Regions from separate parts of the Mus musculus genome. Here region 1 is linked to region 2. Evidence: chromatin loops called from intact Hi-C (ENCODE). Cell type or tissue: left cerebral cortex. All regions are shown on one strand. Links, peaks and the distances in the headings refer to the core of each region. The heading gives the core; the rest is flanking DNA.

The links. Peaks named below come from ENCODE experiments on the same cell type or tissue, not always from the same donor. Only the 100,000 strongest peaks of a DNase experiment are listed, where the experiment ranks them.
Region 1: it touches region 2 in a loop (3.0-fold over the local background); 11 of 42 quality-filtered maps call a loop at or near these places.

Annotation. Positions count from the first base shown.
Region 1 is chr1:175,603,880-175,612,526 of GRCm38, reverse strand. Fh1 (fumarate hydratase 1) reads left to right here. Exons shown (of 10, transcript NM_010209.2): 5 at 198-380; 6 at 2,725-2,890; 7 at 4,507-4,710; 8 at 6,345-6,472; 9 at 8,436-8,589. Among named protein-coding and RNA genes, the nearest start is that of Fh1, 17 kb to the left of the region's middle. In left cerebral cortex, for the core only: no CTCF peak of the experiment used is centred there; a DNase peak (open chromatin) is centred at 3,593.
Region 2 is chr1:175,048,848-175,057,494 of GRCm38, reverse strand. No RefSeq gene overlaps it. Among named protein-coding and RNA genes, the nearest start is that of Grem2, 130 kb to the right of the region's middle. In left cerebral cortex, for the core only: no CTCF peak of the experiment used is centred there; no DNase peak of the experiment used is centred there.

The DNA of each region.
Region 1 (8,647 bases), core at 254-8,253, 560 kb before region 2:
TATATGAGATAGTCCTGAGTATGTTCCTTATAGGAAGCCAGATTGCTTTTCATTTCCCCCACTGTCCTATTATGTGCCATATGGACACTATTGAGTACATACTGGGTTTTGAATAGTCACTTAGTTGGTTATATTTGAGCTCCCCTCTTCTTACTTCTAACTTAACATCTTATGTTTCTTTTGAAAATCCCCTGCAGAGCTCGAATGACACCTTTCCCACAGCAATGCATATTGCTGCTGCAGTGGAAGTTCACAAGGTCCTGTTGCCAGGGTTACAGAAGCTCCATGATGCTCTCAGTGCAAAATCCAAAGAGTTTGCGCAGGTCATCAAAATTGGGCGAACTCACACGCAGGATGCTGTCCCTCTTACTCTTGGACAGGTAAGGGAGTTTAACTCATTTTGTTCATTCAGTTTAGGGATTGATACACATTATCAACATTTTCCCTCAAAATTGCCTTTAAAGTAAAGGCCAGGTATATCATCAGGCCAATGATAAATTTTCTGAATTAAGCATTTGGCAACTTTTCTCTCTCTCTTTCACTCTTTGTTTTTGTTTTGTCTTTGAGGCAGGGTTTCTTTGTGTAGGCCTGGCTGTCCTGGAACTCACTCTGTAGATCAGGTTGGCCTTGAACTCAGAGAGCTGTGTACCTCTGCCTCCTAGTGCTGGCATTAAAAGCATGCTTCACCATGCATGGCCAGTTGGCAACTTTTAATAGTACCCACATAAGGTGAGAGCATGCTGGCAGTGAGTGGGCTCAGTTGGGTTCTGAGTTCAAGTTCTGTTTTGCTGTAGACCAGGTATGTGACTGCGGAAAGTTACTTAGCTTCTCTGTGTCTCGGCTTTCTGGGTTGTGAGGCTGTGGTGAGTGAGCTGGTTGACAGAGTTTAGAACCGTGTCGGGTACATAGCTACCATCATCTTCATTAGTCTGTTATCACGATTGCCTCATTGGTCTCTCTTAGCCTAAATTAAGTAGTTATTTAATTAAAGCAAAATGTTAAAGTAATTAAGTGAGGCATATTTTACCCTCTAACAGGACAGCTTGTGAAGAGGTGTGACTGTTCAGGACAGCAGAAAGTATTTTTCCGTTTCTGTGTCATCAGCTGAAGGGAGATCTAATAATTGTATTGCAAAGAAACAAAAGAAAACTCACAAAAAGAGTTTTGTCTCCATTTACCATACAGCTTGGGAGGTAAAAGTGTATGTAGTTTATGTATCAGGAGATAGCCATCCATTGCCTAATACTGACTACTAGTCACTAAATAATAGAGTGATGAAAAGCCGGTGTGGTGGCGCACGCCTTTAATCACAGAAGTTGGGAGGCAGAGGCAGGCAGATTTCTGAGTTTGAGGCCAGCCTGGTCTACAAAGTGAGTTCCAGGACAGCAAGGGCTACACAGAGTAACCCTGTCTCAAAAAAAATAAAAATAAAAACAAACCCCCCCCCCCCAAAAAAAAACAAAACAAAATAGTGTGATGAAAACTAGTTGAGGGTGAGAACTTGATTGCTGCCTGCTTGGATCGACTCTTGTTGTTCTGTGGCAAACAGAAATAAAACTTCATTAGTTAGCAAACATTTTACGGAAGGAATGAAGAATACTTCAAAGGCTTAGCTAAAACATTGCCTTTTTCTGGCATTTTCTGTGTGTAATTTCTGTGTATTTAATCTGTTTCCCCTGGTTGTTAAGTTGTTTTGTTTTGTTTTTTTTTTTTTTTGCATGTTAAAAGCCACTATGCTAAAAATCATTTTGAGTCATGACTTAGTCTCTTGCATGATGTCATTATACTATTTATCATGACAGCAATTCTATTTTCTTTTTTACTTTATGAGAAACATGATTTTTAATTAGAATTGTCTTTTCAGGTTTTGCAACTTTCAAAATACATGCTCTAAGTGCATACAACTGTTATTTATGTGTGCACTCATATACACACATGCAATGGGGGAAAAAGGAGGGAGGGGGAGAGAGTGAGAAGAAGTTAGCATCTCATGAATTAGATCTACCTTTTCCAATGTTTTCTTTAGAATATACTGAAACCCTAATCCTAATCCAAAGTATTCCGTTTTTCAGTATTTTAGGTAGGGAAAAGATTTAGTTTATCTTGGCTTACTAGATAAGGCCAATTGTCAAATACAGAGAGGGTAAGGTTTTTGTCCCTGCATAGTTGTTAGTGGTTCACAATGCTGCAAATATGGTAGGAAGATTGATGGTTGCTTTAAAGTGTGGTGTGAGAAGTAATGTGCCTGCGGCTGCTGGCATTTGAGGGCACAGCGACGCTGGACCCCGCCCACCCCGCAGGCTGTTGTACTCCTTACTTCACGCTCAGGTCTTTGTAAAGTTGCTTCTTGGCTTCCCTCTCAGGTCTTTAAGCTAGAATTGTATAGAAGTATTTCTATTTTCTTTTTGTCTTTGGAGAATATTTAGTAATTTTTCTTTGGGCTACAGTCAGATGTGGGGGAGGGGATCAGCTCACTGGGTGGATTGTAGGTGGAGCAATAGTTCAGTGTAGTGGAGCTATTCTTAAAGGTTTATTTCATGTGTTCTTTGCTTGACTCTGTTGGGACGTTTGGTTATAAACTAAGCTACATGTTATTATTTGCCTTGTAGATTTGTAGCCCTTCCTCTTTATCACGTGAATGAATTAACATAATCTTCTGTTTAGTGCCATTAGAGTGCATTGTAGCTGATAGGAGTTTGTTCTTACAGTGATTTCTCTTCTCAGGAATTCAGTGGTTACGTTCAGCAAGTCCAGTATGCGATGGTGAGAATAAAAGCCGCCATGCCAAGAATCTACGAGCTCGCTGCTGGAGGCACTGCTGTGGGGACGGGGTTAAACACCAGGATCGGTTTCGCAGAAAAGGTGGCCGCAAAAGTAGCAGCACTCACAGGTTGGGGACCACATGCATTGCTACTCACGTTCTTCACATAGCTTATGCATCTTGTAGATATTTCTAGGCTGAATTCTTCTGAAATTAAGGAGTAACATGTTCCCATCAAACATGGCTTGTGTCCATGTCAGAAGTTAATAAAGTTTATCTTACTTTTAAGGCTTCCATATAAGAGTTCATGTTCATGCGTTTACATGTTTTGTTTGTTGTCTGCTAGCATTTAGTCCTTTCCCTTCAAAGCTGTGTTAAGTATTTTTCAAAGAAAGCAGAAACAGTTGACTGTTGAGAAACTTATCACATGATAAGTGCACTGATAGCTTGGTTTTTGCGTGTCATATTTCTTTGCTGTAATATCTTTAAATACTATCCCCCCCCCCGCTAGTACAGTATTGTTATTGTTATTAGAACCAGCTTGTCATGTCCAGAAAACTGATTAAGATGCTGATGCTACCATAAGGTTAGGGTAGTAATAAGTATATAATACATATCACAAGTATATTCAGTTTTTAAAATTTGTATATATATGTATACAATGTATTGGGTTTTCAGCCCTCATCTAATCCCCAAAAATGTCTCCCTCCCAACTTCAAGTTCACCCCCACAGTATGTATCCCCAAGTTTAATTTGTGCTGCCCATATATGGCTATGCATTGGTGTGGGATCATCACTGGGATATGAGCAATCCACTCAAAGAAAAGCGATTCTCCTTCCTCCAGCTGCGGATAGTTTCTCAGGCAGTACAGGGAGTGTTCTTCCCACGCAGTAGCTGGTTCTGTCCAGAGGACAGCACTTCATAGCTCTCCTGCCAGCTTCTAGCCAGCCATTCCTCCTGCCTTCTCTTCTGAGATGCCTTTGGGCCTTGGGGTCAGGATGATACAGATGGGTTTCTGTGGCTCACACTTATTCATTAGCTGAGGGTTTTTCTTTTTTCTTCCTTTTGTTTTTTGTTTTTTTGAGACAGGGTTTCTCTGTGTAGCCCTGGCTGTCCTGGAACTCACTTTGTAGACCAGGCTGGCCTCAAACTCAGAAATCCGCCTGTCTCTGCCTCCCGAGTGCTAAGATTAAAGGCGTGCGCCACCACTGCCCGGCTCACATTTTAATAGTCAGGAACTGTATTAGGATTTGGAGTACCCGGATCTCAGAATCTTTGCTTGGGGGATGGGTGGACTTGTGTCCTCAAGAGTAGATCAGAAGAGTAGACAGAAGATCAGAGTGTAGACAGAGGCAGACTGGATTTCACAGTTCTCATGCTTGCTCAAGAGCAGTCAGGCTTTGTAGGCATGTACTTCTTACAGAGCTCTGTTAGGAAGGAGGCCTTTGGGGAGGTCTTATTTGAGTATTAACATAGCTCGACTCTCAAGCGTTTTCCTCAAGTGGAAAGTTGCATTTATTTTTTATTGATTTATAGATTTGGATATGTAGATTTATTGATTTATAGTACTGGGAATCAAACTCAGCCAGAACGTTGCACACACTAAGCAAGCAGCGTCACTGAATTGCGCACCCACCTCTCTGTTCTAGTTTGCTTTGTGTGCTCTGGGCTTTGTTTAACTTGCTTAACATTGGCAGGCGTGTTTACTCTCCCTGTTTACCCTCGGCGCTCCTTCCTCCTGCAGGTTTGCCTTTTGTCACTGCCCCGAATAAGTTTGAAGCTCTGGCTGCTCATGATGCTCTGGTTGAGCTTAGTGGAGCCATGAACACTGCCGCCTGCAGTCTAATGAAGATAGCGAATGATATTCGCTTCCTGGGTTCTGGTCCTCGGTCAGGTTTGGGAGAGCTGATCTTGCCTGAAAACGAGCCAGGGAGCAGCATCATGCCAGGTCCGTATGCACATAGCTGATAAATGCGGGAGCAGGGCTTTGCAATCACAGGACATGTCTCTTCACTCACTGCCATCCTTGAAGCAGTGGGGATGTATGGGGAACACTGCTTTACAGTTCTTCTAGAACTTTTAGGAGTATCACCAGGTCAGGACATGAGTGGAGTTAGCAGCCTGGTGGAGTTCCATATTGGAGCTTCTGTGTGGTTGTATCCTTCAGCCTAAGCCGAGAGCCCCGCAGAGTGCAGCAGTCAGCCTGGGCTGCAGGAATATAAACCCTGCTGAAGTCTGTGTGTCATGCTTTGCCTCCGGCTCTGTCCTGTTAAGTCAGAGTGGCAAACACTAGAGCCTGGCCGGTGAATGGAGCTGGATGAACAGACGTTAGGGAGTGGCTAATGAGTTGACTTTAGTTGGAGAAATATCTTGATATTGGGTTCTACTCACTCAGCATTTTACTGGTGGCTTAGGGTAGACGAAGAACACTTGCTTATCAGTCAGCAGAGAGCAAAAGTTGAGGTGGCACATGTTGCAGAACAGAGTCAAGATTCACAAAGGCTCCTTTGGAGGCCAGTTGACCTATACTAAAACTGACAAAGTAATAATTTATTGTATAAATTTTTATATAGATTGTATATGCTAGATTTTAAACTATATATGTTATATATGTGCATAGACTGAAAGATCTCGATTTGCAATACTTTGTATTGATATATAATCAACTAGACATATAGTCTAGTTGATTGCAAATTCAATAATTGTTAAAAAGAAATGGAACCAAGTATGGTATGTACATGGTTAACCCTGGCACTTTGGTGACTGAGGCTAGAAGATTATAAATTCAAGGCCAACCTGGGTAATATAAATATTTCAGGCCTAACTAGGTAACTAAGCAAAACCATGTTTCCAAAAGAAAAGACAAATGGAAGAACATCACAGACAAAGGGCCAGTTGTCCAGTGCATTCTCTACAGAGACAGTGTGTGTGTGGCGCTTCTTAAGGAGCTCTGCTGCGCTGGAGCCTTGGGTACGTGGGCGGTAAATAGCGTTCCAGCGTAGAATCTCCCCATAGCAGCACGGCCTTCTCTGTGTAGACCTTATTTATTGGAGTTGTCATCTTTTTTCTTGGCTGCCACCCTCTTGAAGGGTAGAGTCTTGTCTTTCTAATTATGTATTTTGAGCCTGGTTGCCTAAATGCATACACAAGAATGAAAACCATAACAATGGGAACCTGTATTAGTTTTCCTTAAGTGAATCTGTGTGCCTATGCGTCCCCCTTTCTTTGATATTTTTTTTTGTCTGTGATATTGGGGATTGAACCCAGGGCCTCCCTCATGTTTGACAAGTATTTCTGTCTTTAAGTTGTATTCCTAGAATTCTTTATACTTTTCAAGTCAAGATCTCACTAAGTTGCCTAGGCTGGCCTTGACTCAGAAGCTCAGGTAGTCCTTGAACATGGAATATTTATGCCTCCACCTCTTAAGTGACTAAAATTGCAGCCTGTGCCTCAACTTTGCCTTATTTTATGCCTTTATTTAAAAACATTAGATTTCATTCTTTGACTAATATAAAAACAGTCTTAAGTCATATAGGAAACCATGATTATATTTGATGAGATTCTACACTGGTTTTCTCAAAGGAAAGGTGAACCCTACTCAGTGTGAAGCGATGACCATGGTTGCAGCCCAAGTCATGGGGAATCACGTTGCTGTTACCGTTGGAGGCAGCAATGGACATTTTGAACTGAATGTGTTTAAACCAATGATGGTAAGCCTTCAATTTAATTTTTAGCAGTTTTTGATTGAAGACCAATAGCCAGTGCTCTTGTCTTCCTTGAAGGTTTCTGGAGCTTCCACGGAAGCTAGCTGTGTAGTAGGTAATCTTAGTCCTACTGGAATAACCTGGCATATCGGGAGTTAGTCTACTCAGCTCAAGGGATTTGGTAGTCTGCTTTTTAGGTGGAATGAAGATGTGTGGAAGTAAGACAGGGGTTTCTTTGTCTTCTGCTGCCATTGATGCCAGCAGCTAGAATCAGTTCAAGTCTGTCTAGCACCTTCCTTAAAGCCCTGTCTCCTGCTCAGGCTGTTGCTTTGTGCCATCTTTCTTCAGATTTGGTTGCGAAAGCCTGACCCATTGTCACTTTCTCTTACGGTTTGATAACTGGTCCAGCCTCAGCCCCTTCACATACTTGCTCTGAGCTCTGTCATCTCCATCATCATTTCCTCCTTCTTCTGTCTCATCATCATCTTTCTTTCTCATCCATTCTCTTAGGGTACCATGTTGACCCTTTCTCTGTTTCTTTAGTGCTTTCCCTGTCCGCAGCAAAGCTTTTTTAAATTTATTTTTTGCCTTTTGCATATGGCTTGGAAACTGTCCTCCAAACTTCTCCTTTTTCCTTCATCATTCCAAATATGGAGCAAAATGGTGTCATCTTCTATGCAGGTTCCTGAGCTTCAGGTAGCCAAGCTGTGTCACTATTAAGTCCTTCATTCGTACAGTGCTCTATCTGAAATACACTAGAGGCTTATTTCTTACTGGTTTGTCGTATAAAGTCTAATTGATTAGAATACCCAAATAACTGTGAGTGTATTTTTTTAAGTTTCACTGTGGCTCACACAATTTTAGGTGCTCACAATAAAGCAATAAATGTGAAGTTTTTGGTTTTTGCATTCATGGCATGTATACCCTGCTAGGATTGGTCAATGAAAGACAGGCTGGAGTGAGCTTTAGATCTGTATCCTTTTGCATCCAGGCCAGGTGCCTGACATGTCCAGATGCAGAACAACTGCTTCTGCTATATTTTAATCCTTTCTTATGTTTTAAAAGTAATGCCACCTTACCCCTTCTTTATAAATATGAAGAAGGAAAAGAAAAGGTTTGGTGGAAACAGTCGTTCATGGCTTAAAGTAAAACCACTGCTTCAGAGCCTGAGAGAAGGATGGACATTGGGGTGGGGAGTAGACTCAACTGAGGAAAAAAAGGTTGGCTTTAATTAGAAAATCAAGATGAAATTTGATTTACAATTGAGTCATTTCAAATTAAGCTGTAACGTCTAGTTTCTGTTAGAGTCTATTGGTGGAAGTATTATTTTCTTCCAGACCTTTTTGAGTTTTAGACAGAGGTATACATGGGAAGTGTTGCTTAAAAGAAACAGGTATTAAATGTACCAGTTGGCTTTCTATGACCTTAAACATCATGTGATGTTATTTTAAAATGAACTGGACTGTTCTGTTAACCACAAAACCAGAGAATCCAAAAGTTAGCGCGCATCTCAGGACTCCGAGCTTCTGCTCTGCTTTCTCTTGCATAGAGGAGTCTTCATCCACTTCTGGCTATCGGCTTCTGTGACAAGCAGGATGACTGGATTGTGGATACAACAAATCTTGCCCGTTTAGCATGTTCTCCATGGGCTGTTTTATATTAGTCACTCACCAAGGGCTGTCTTGAGATACTTATCCACCAAGGGCTGTCTTGTGTTAATTGCACACACATCTTTTTTTTTTTTTTTCTTTAATCATTTTTAGATTTGTAACTTTGTGTCCTCAGAGTCTCCCTTTCTCACTTGTTTTCTGGGTATTATACTGCAGGATTGGTAGGAGTGGTGTACGGTTATGGAATTACATGTCCAGTATGGAACAGCAAATAATGCATGTCATTGGACAAAAGCAAAGCAAAGTGACCCGAGGCTCAGAAACGATTCTCTTTCCTCCTTCCCGTGCCTCTCCCATAGATTAAGAATGTGCTGCACTCAGCCAGGCTACTGGGAGATGCTTCAGTGTCCTTCACAGACAACTGTGTGGTCGGGATCCAGGCCAACACAGAGCGGATCAACAAGCTAATGAATGAGTCTTTAATGTTGGTCACAGCTCTTAATCCACATATAGGTAAGTTTGGAGGGTAATGCCATTTTGAAAACAGTTACTGAAAAGCTTAAAAAAAAGA
Region 2 (8,647 bases), core at 349-8,348:
CCCTCTTCTGACCTCTGAGGGCACCATGCCCACACATGGTACATAAACTCACATTCAGGCAAAACACTCACACATAAAATACGACAAATCTAATTTAAAAGATATTCAACACGCAGGAGGTGATGTTTTGGTGAAATGTTACATGCTGTGGCCAGCATATAAACCCAGGGAGCCTGACTTTAAGACTTATTACACAACTCCTGTACAAAACTCTTCCCTTTTTTTTTGGTAAAAGAAAAGTCATGGGAAAATTCACATTGCACACTAGAAACATTTTTGTTGACTGTCAGGACAGTCTTGTTCCAATCTCTGGAGCTCTCCCCGATCCCAGGTAAGAAACTTGATAAGTTTCAAGAATTAGATGGTGCTTGACTCGGCTGTCCTTTTGATTTCTTTATAGGCAAAGGAATAGCGTACTCCAGCTACTAAAAATATACCAAGCTATGTGCCCTCTAATTATGTAGGTAAATTTAACTATGAAAGAAATTTGTCAACATTAGAAACAAATCAGTGGTAGGGTCTGCTAGCTGATTAATATCATCATGAAATTAGAAGGATTTGGTATAAGAAATGTGCATATTGGTTATAATATAAAGTAGAAATAGTTGATAAAATATTTCATTCTATACGTGTTTGTTTTTTTTAAAGCATAGAATTCAAATTAAGAGGCTCTCTTTAAAATATTACTGTCCAGCAAAGTTTTGGATAGCCCACATGGAAACTAAGATGGAACCATAGCTAATGAAGTTGGTATTGGAAAAAGACAGCATGTTGAAGATGTGCTTCCACAGACAGAATGCATTATCTCAGTGGTGACCATTCATGCCCTGTCTCTGCTCACAAGCCCAGTGTTATCTGCGGTTCTGAATCATGGCTTGGTGTAGAACAGACAGGCAAATACTGGCAAAAGGCATCAGAGAATTGGGAGGGGGAGGGTTTTCCTGGTACTAGTGACAAAAATTACACCAGGGGCCAGGAGATGGATCAGCCAGGAAAAGAGCTTGGCCCACCTGGTAGCCTGAGTGTTGTCCCAAGAGACTATTAGGGCAATAGAAAAAAGGATCCCTAATAGTTCATAGTTGTTCTCTGCCCTTTCTCTGTACATGCTCTGTGGTACATGGGAGGGATTCAGAGAGAGAGAGAGAAAGAGAGAGAGAGAGAGAGAGAGAGAGAGAGGGAGACGGAGAGGGAGAGGGAGAGGGAGAGGGAGAGGGAGAGGGAGAGAGAGGGAGAGGGAGAGAGAGAGAGAGAGAGAGAGAGGGAGAGGGAGAGAGAGGGAGAGAGAGAATATGAGAGAGAGAATATGAGAGAGAGAATATGAGAGAGAGAATATGAGAGAGAGAATATAAGAGAGAGAATATGAGAGAGAGAAAATGAGAGAGAGCGAGAGAGCATGAGAGGGTATACATTTTAGAAGTTTGAAAACATTTGAAGTCACTCAAGGTTGTCAGGGAATGAGTGAAGGCCTACACTAGCTTTCAGGAGACACACAGGGTAAAGCTTTTGGGTGGGGGCTGCCTCTTGTCCTTTTGCAATCGCACCCCAACCCCACCCCCACCCTCATCTCCAAGATCAGCTGAAACCATAATTCAGACAATAATGATTTCCTGAAGCTTTCATGAAATAAAATGGTGATTGAAGTCTTTCTCCCTTCATGGTGTCCTCCCAGAGCCTCACAGCTCACAGTTGTGCCCCACCCTCCAGCCTCCGTGACAAAGAGATCCTGTAGTCACATTAGAAAAGCATTTTATCCTTGTTGGCCAATTCTTCCTTTGCAATGCTACAATAATGTTTTCCACAGATCAGGGGGTTAGGGGAAAAGAGAAAAAAATTCCACTTACTCTGAATAACGGAAATGCCGCTGCAAGCTTACCTAAGTTATCTGAAGCAGGAGCATGGATGAGAAATGAAGGCAGATGCTTCTCCAGCCGTATGACAAATGTCACACTTGATCTTACCTCTTGAGACTCTGAATCCCCTGCTTATAGCTGGTGCTCACTTAATACCTGATGAGTTAAATAATTTTGGTATTTACATGAGGGGCAAGACTTGAGTACTATGAATTAACTCCGTTCATTTCAGTGCAAGTATCAGCTGTGTCTATATGCAAGTACATATTTGAAAGAACATACTGCATTTCCAATACATTTGCTGCTATTACCCCTGACTATACTTTTCGTATTTTAAGGATTCTCTCAGCCATTTACAGGATACATCCAAAGGTATCCGTTCGCTTCCAAAGGCTTTTAAGAAACAGTGTATGTCAGTGTGTCAAGCATGGAAATGACTGAGAGGGAACTAAACTCATAGCTCAACCACAATCATCTTATACTATGCATTTGTAACTTTTTATATAAAAAAATGTATTCTTACCAACTCATAACACACCAAAAATGTCTCACATGTAAAGTATGATTAAAATAAATCTAAAACACAATGTGCATGTTCCCTTGGATATTTAGGGATGGTTCCTTGGGGCTGAAATGTAATTGTATTTGAAACTTCATTTCCAAATGGTCATTATTAGGTCATTAGACAAAAGCTTAATGTCTTTATTAGGTAATATAGCTTGAATCATCTCACTCCTGTTTAGAAATCCAGTGGGTCAGAGCATGTGTAATATCCTTTAAAGGATAATAACACCCTACTCTTACATGGGTTAAAAGGATTAAGATAATATATGTAAATCACCAAGCATAGTGCTTGGGGCATAACTGTTAGGAAATAATGTCTCTTACACACTCCTCTCCTTTTCTCTAAGAAGACATCTTTATAAAAAGACACAGTAAGCATCCACACCCTCCCTCTTAGTCTTATACTCTATTTGGCCAAAACCAACTAGAGTCAGGACACCAGGGGCCTTGGGAAAGGGTTGGCATAGAGATAGCTGTGATGGAGGTTAGGAAAATCAATGTCAATGAAGCCGTAGAACCAAGGGATGACCAAAGGGAAGGCCTCAGGTGAATGAAGAGAATTGCGTCCTAGGGGAGTACATTCTAGAAGCCAGTGCTTGGATAAAAACTTTCCCAAAGACATGGATGGCCTTACCTTGCATAGGCTAAAACCCCAAGGCATTTTGTCAGTATCCAGTATAACAGGAGATGGCAGTGAGTGTAAGAGGGATGGTGGGTACTGTCACCTCTTAGTTATATTGCAAAGGATGCTGGATCTTTTAGGCAGGTGGATTCTTAGTTATACAGATAAATTAATTTGAAAACAGACACTGAAGGAAACTCAATGATGGTTTCTTGGAATTAGAGAGGAAAACGCAGGAGATGCAAGCAGACACTACTCTCAGCAGGTGCTAGGAGGGAGATGGAGGAAGCAGAGAGAAAATTGGCCTTTCTGAGTTAGGAGGCCAGACAGCGGGCAGATTCATTGGGGAAGCTTGTAGCCGGCTGCCTCCAGGTAGAGTCCATCACACCATGTTAATTAAGTAAGAGAGCACAAAAACAGCAGGATCCTTTACTAAAGATTTCAGCAACTGTCAGAGTTGGAGTGAGAATATAATCACTTCTAAAGAAAATTGAGGGCCCATGGGAAAAAGAAGCCAAGACCACACACAAATGTGTTTTAAAAATTAAAAGTAAAGTTACTGAAAATGGGAGACTTTTATAAGGAAACTAATAAGGTTAGCTGAAGGATGTAAAAGAACAGTTAGCTGATGGTGAATGTGAATTTTCTAGACTGTACACATATAGTTATTTGCTAATGAACATATCCATTAAATATATCAAAACCTCAATGAGTTATCTGTAGAGCTTTGCCATGTGACTTTCTGTTTGAGTGTCAGGATGTATGGCACAGATATTCAAGGATGTAGGAGACAAATCAACAAAATGGACACAATCAGGCCACTCAACCTCCCATGAGGCAAGATGCCTTCTAAGCATGAGTTTTTAAAAATGAGATAGCTATTTGCTTTATTTTAAAATGAAAATGTTACATTTTAAGTAAGTTAAAATTATGCAGGGCCACCTGGTGTCTCACCTCACCCTCAAGAGCTCTGGGAAATTGGTGGCTGCTGGGGATGGAGTATTATTTCCCCAGTAGAATCCTAGTTCACTATCCTGTTGCCGTGATGAAACTCTGACCAAAAGTGATTTGCAGGTAAGAAGGAATTTATTCCAGTTTAGAGGTTCTAGTCCAACCCCAAGGGTGAGAGGGTTGTGACATAGCATCTGAGACCTATATGAGAGATTGTTCTGTGTGCTGTTCCTGCCTACCTGATGCTCTTAGCACGTGCTGGGTAAATTCAATGACCTAGAAGATCCTTTTGTTCTGAGTCTGGGATCTACTGTTGAGCATGTCCTCAAGGTGATCTGAGTCCACACTCTTCTGCCATGCTCACTTACATGAGCCAGGCTCATAGAAAACTAGCTCTTGTTCCTCTGGAGCAAGGACTGAGTTCTGTGTTGACAGTTTCCTTCTAATTCAGGTCTTTCTCTAAATTTTCCATGTCTAATTGCCTGAGAGGTCTAAATCAATAAGGAGGCCATTTCTTCAGTACTTTGGGTCAGAAATGCATAATTAAATTAGCCCAAAATAAGACTAATAAAACAGAAAGGTGTGGGGAATGCAGTTCTATTTGCATGTTACATTCTATATAATCAGAGTAGCATATGCAAAGATAGGCTACATGAATGGGAAGTGTGCTGGTAGAAGAGCTGATGTCTGGACCCTCTTTTCTTTAACTTCGTAAAAAAAAGAATCAAACTTTATGTTATGCTTAGCAGCACAGTTTACAAATGACAGAACATGATCATAGAATAATTTGATATACTTTTGAAGAAAAGAATGCTGTTTTTCCACAAATACATAGGGAAGTGGTTTTGTTCTTTCATTCTTCAGAATTCCATACAGGTATACAACAAAACATGATCATCTCTACTTCCTAGTTCCCCCTCCAGCTTCCCTCCCTGAAAGTATATCCTCCTTCCAACTTCATGCCATTTTGTTTATTTGTTTTTTGATAATCCACTAAGTCCAGTTAGTGTTGTCCATATGTGCATGGTGTTGGGTCATTCACTGGAGCATGCGATTCCTAGTTATGGCCACATCACCAAAATAGGATGAGAGACTTGCTTTCAAAAATACAACAAGTTATGCTGAAGAGATGGCTCAGTGGTTAGGAGCATTGGTTCCTCTTCCAGAAGTTTAATTCCCAGCCACCAAACAACAGCTCAGAATGGTTTGTAAGTCCAGTCCCAGGGCATTCAAAGCTACCTGCCACTGCTAGTGCTACATGAATGTGGTGCATAGGTGTACATGCTAGCAAAACTCTCAAATACACAAAATAACAAAAATAAATGTGTATGACAAGAACTCTAATCTCTCCTCCCTGCTCTTGCCCTGTGCATGTGATAGACAGGCACACATAGAGAAAGACACACACAGAGAGACAAAGTGAGACAGAGAAAGAGGAAGACATAGAGAGCTAAGTAACTCACCAGTAATCATGAAAGTATAAATTAAAGGGCTGAAGGGCTAGCTAGGCTGTTAAATGCTCTTGCTGTTCTTCCACAGGACCCAAGGTTTTTCCCCAGCACCCAGGCCAGAGCAACTGATAACCACTGACAATTCCATCTCCAGGGGATCTGACACTGTATTCTAGCCTCCACAGGCACCTGAAGACGCACATTTTACACACACACGCACACACACACACACAAAGAAATAGTCAGAATTAAAATACCAATGTTCCTTTCTATTTTTGCCTAATATGTTAACGTCTAAGAGAAGACAGTCTCTGTAAATGAGCAATTTTACTTTTTAAAGATAATGGTGGAATGAGGCCTTACTTTTTCCCATCACACTTACAGCAAATGCTTGGAACTTGAATACTTAACACATCAAGATTTTGTGCTGTGCACTGCCCATTGTGCTCTTGGCTTCTTACTCTGAAAGAATTGTTAATTAACTAATTGTAGAAGTGACTGCCTCTAGCCAGCTTCACTTCCTAAACTGCAGACTAGCCTCAGGGTTGTTAACCTCAACTGAGAGTAATCTGGAGCCCTTTTCTGTCCCTTAGGGGAAGGTGTTGTGTACATCCCTAAATTCTGAGCTGCTGGGTTAGTAGCTGTAGAAACAGTTCTGATTGGAAAGCCCTAGAGCTCTATTTACAGATATGTGCCTCGATGACTATGGCAAGTGAGGTAGCCCAGATGTCTACCTGGTGCTTATGACATGAACTAGCCACTAACTAAACGTGCTGTCCAACAAGTAAAGTAGGTGACAGTTCTGACACACTGACCCACTTTAACAGTGGTCAGATGAGAAGTAGGCAACCAAATCAATTAAGCAGATACAAGAAGGCATGATGCCTCTTGGGAAAGCATGCACTGATGGGCAGGTATAAACCTTATTAGGCACGTCTTCCTGAGATAAAACTACAGTCAATACTATGTATTCCATATTTTTCTTCAGTGCTGAGAATCCAACGGTCTAGGAAATGATACACCACTGAGCTGCATCTCTTGCCCCATGTGGTTTTGTTGTTGTTGTTCCTTTTGTTTTGTTTTCTCTGTTTCATTCAGACCTCTCCTGCTCATTGTACTTACCACCTAATGGAAGTACAATTTCTCTTGTCTTGTATTTAGATGTAGAAAGTCAGAACTTGTATGAACGCTGCTTCCTCTGAGCAGACCAGGCAAAACTTTATTCATTTGCTGCATTTGCAATAATTTCAAGACTCCAGTCTGCTGTTTCCTCTCTCCCAAAGACTTGGACGAGAGTAGCAAGCCACACCTTTCATGCTGACCTGCAGCAAACCTGCAGCCTACATTGTCCTGTGTTTTCTAGGGTGGGTTGTTGGTTGGTTGCCAGTTATTGTCAGCCACTGTTGGTCCTGGTCTGTTAAGTAGTCATGTGTAAAAAGGAAACAACAAGCAGAAATTAGTCAGGGTTTCTATTCCTGCACAAAACATCATGGCCAAGAAGAAAGTTGGGGAGGAAAGGGTTTATTCAGCTTACACTTCCACATTGCTGTTCATCACCAAAGAAAGTCAGGACAGGAGCTCACACAGGGTAGAAATTTTGAGGCAGGAGTGGATGCAGAAGCCATGGAGGAATGCTGCTTACTGGCTTGCTTCCCCTGGCATGCTCAGCTTGCTTTCTTATAGAACCCAAGACTACCAGCCCAGGGATGGCGTCACCCACAATGAGCTAGGCCCTTCCCGGATTCTTCACTAATACAGAAAATGCCTTATAGCTGGATCTCCTGGGGGCATTTCTTCAAGGGACTCCTTTCTCTGTGATAAATCCAGCTTGTGTCAAGATGACACACAAAACCATCCAGTACACAGCTGGTGAAGATCAAACTTGCCCCAAGGAACTCAATGCCCCTAATCAGCAGGAAGTAGTTTAATGATAACATCACCTCCTTTCTCGCCCCTGACTTTATACTGGGGTCTCTTTTCCCTCCTCTCTATCCATTTTTCTCTCTTATTTAGTGTTAGGAGATTGAAGTGTGGAAGAAAAGGGGTGGAGAAGGGTGGAAGAAAAAAGAAGCCACAAAGTAGCAAAGAACAGCTACACATCTATATATAAAACTATCTTTACATGGTCGGAATAGTATTTCCCGTGCTCTTATATATTTAGTATATTATGTTGTTGCATGAGAGTCTAACTGTTCTGGAAAACTTAGATGATTTCCTAGATGATCTATTGCTATGTGTTACACTACTTGGATCGTATGAGCTGCGTTCATACTTTTCCTTCGTTTTATGAGCTTAACAGATTCTGTTTAATTTCAACCATTATAATAGACTAGCCAGACAGTTCAGACCTTAGTAAAAGATCTTCCTAACACTCAAGCAAACTGGCTCAAGGCTAATTAACAAGCTGCAAAGGATTTTAAGCTGACCCTATGTGGAAACTCGTGTTTATTTCACTAACCTAGAAAATTTTATTTGAGCCACTTTGTAAAATATCATTTTATTAACAAATTAAGCTATCAGGGGCTGGAGCTGAGGGTCAGTGGGAGGGTGAGCGCTTGCCCAGCCTGTGTGCGACTTTACACTCCTTTGCATGCCCTGCAAAGTGATGCAAAACTAAATTAAAGAAACTGCCTCAGCCAGCAGCAAAGCAGTCAGTCTTTGACTACCAGTGTGTGCTTGAGAATATGAGTCTGAGAAATGGTTCCAAATCCTAAGGATGCTGGCACCGATGGGGGTTCCCACAGGTACAGCTATTTTAGGCCTCATGCTGTCACCTCAGGATAGCCTGCCTTCTCTTATGGGTGTTGGAAAACAAACAAAATGAAACCAACGAAGCCCAGGGAGAAATGCTCGCCTTTCTCGGCTAATTAAACTGCTTAGATATACAAAGGATAAATAACAGGGATGAGCCCATTTGAATCCTTTCATGTGACAGCCATTTCAGGACTCATGAAATTTATTCTTTCACTAAAAAATGGGAAGGTAGAAGGAGCGAGGGTTTGTATGGTTGCAGTTTTGATCCTAATGTAGTCTCCGCTAGAAATTACAAATTCTCAAAATTGTTTTGTGTCGCCTAGATATAGCATCTGACCAGTTAAATAATTCATACATGAATTTTGTTCTCCTTAAGACATGAGCACTGTCAACGATCCCGTCTACCTTCTTTATATAGAGTACAGGAATCCCCCAAAGTATTTCCTAGGATTGTT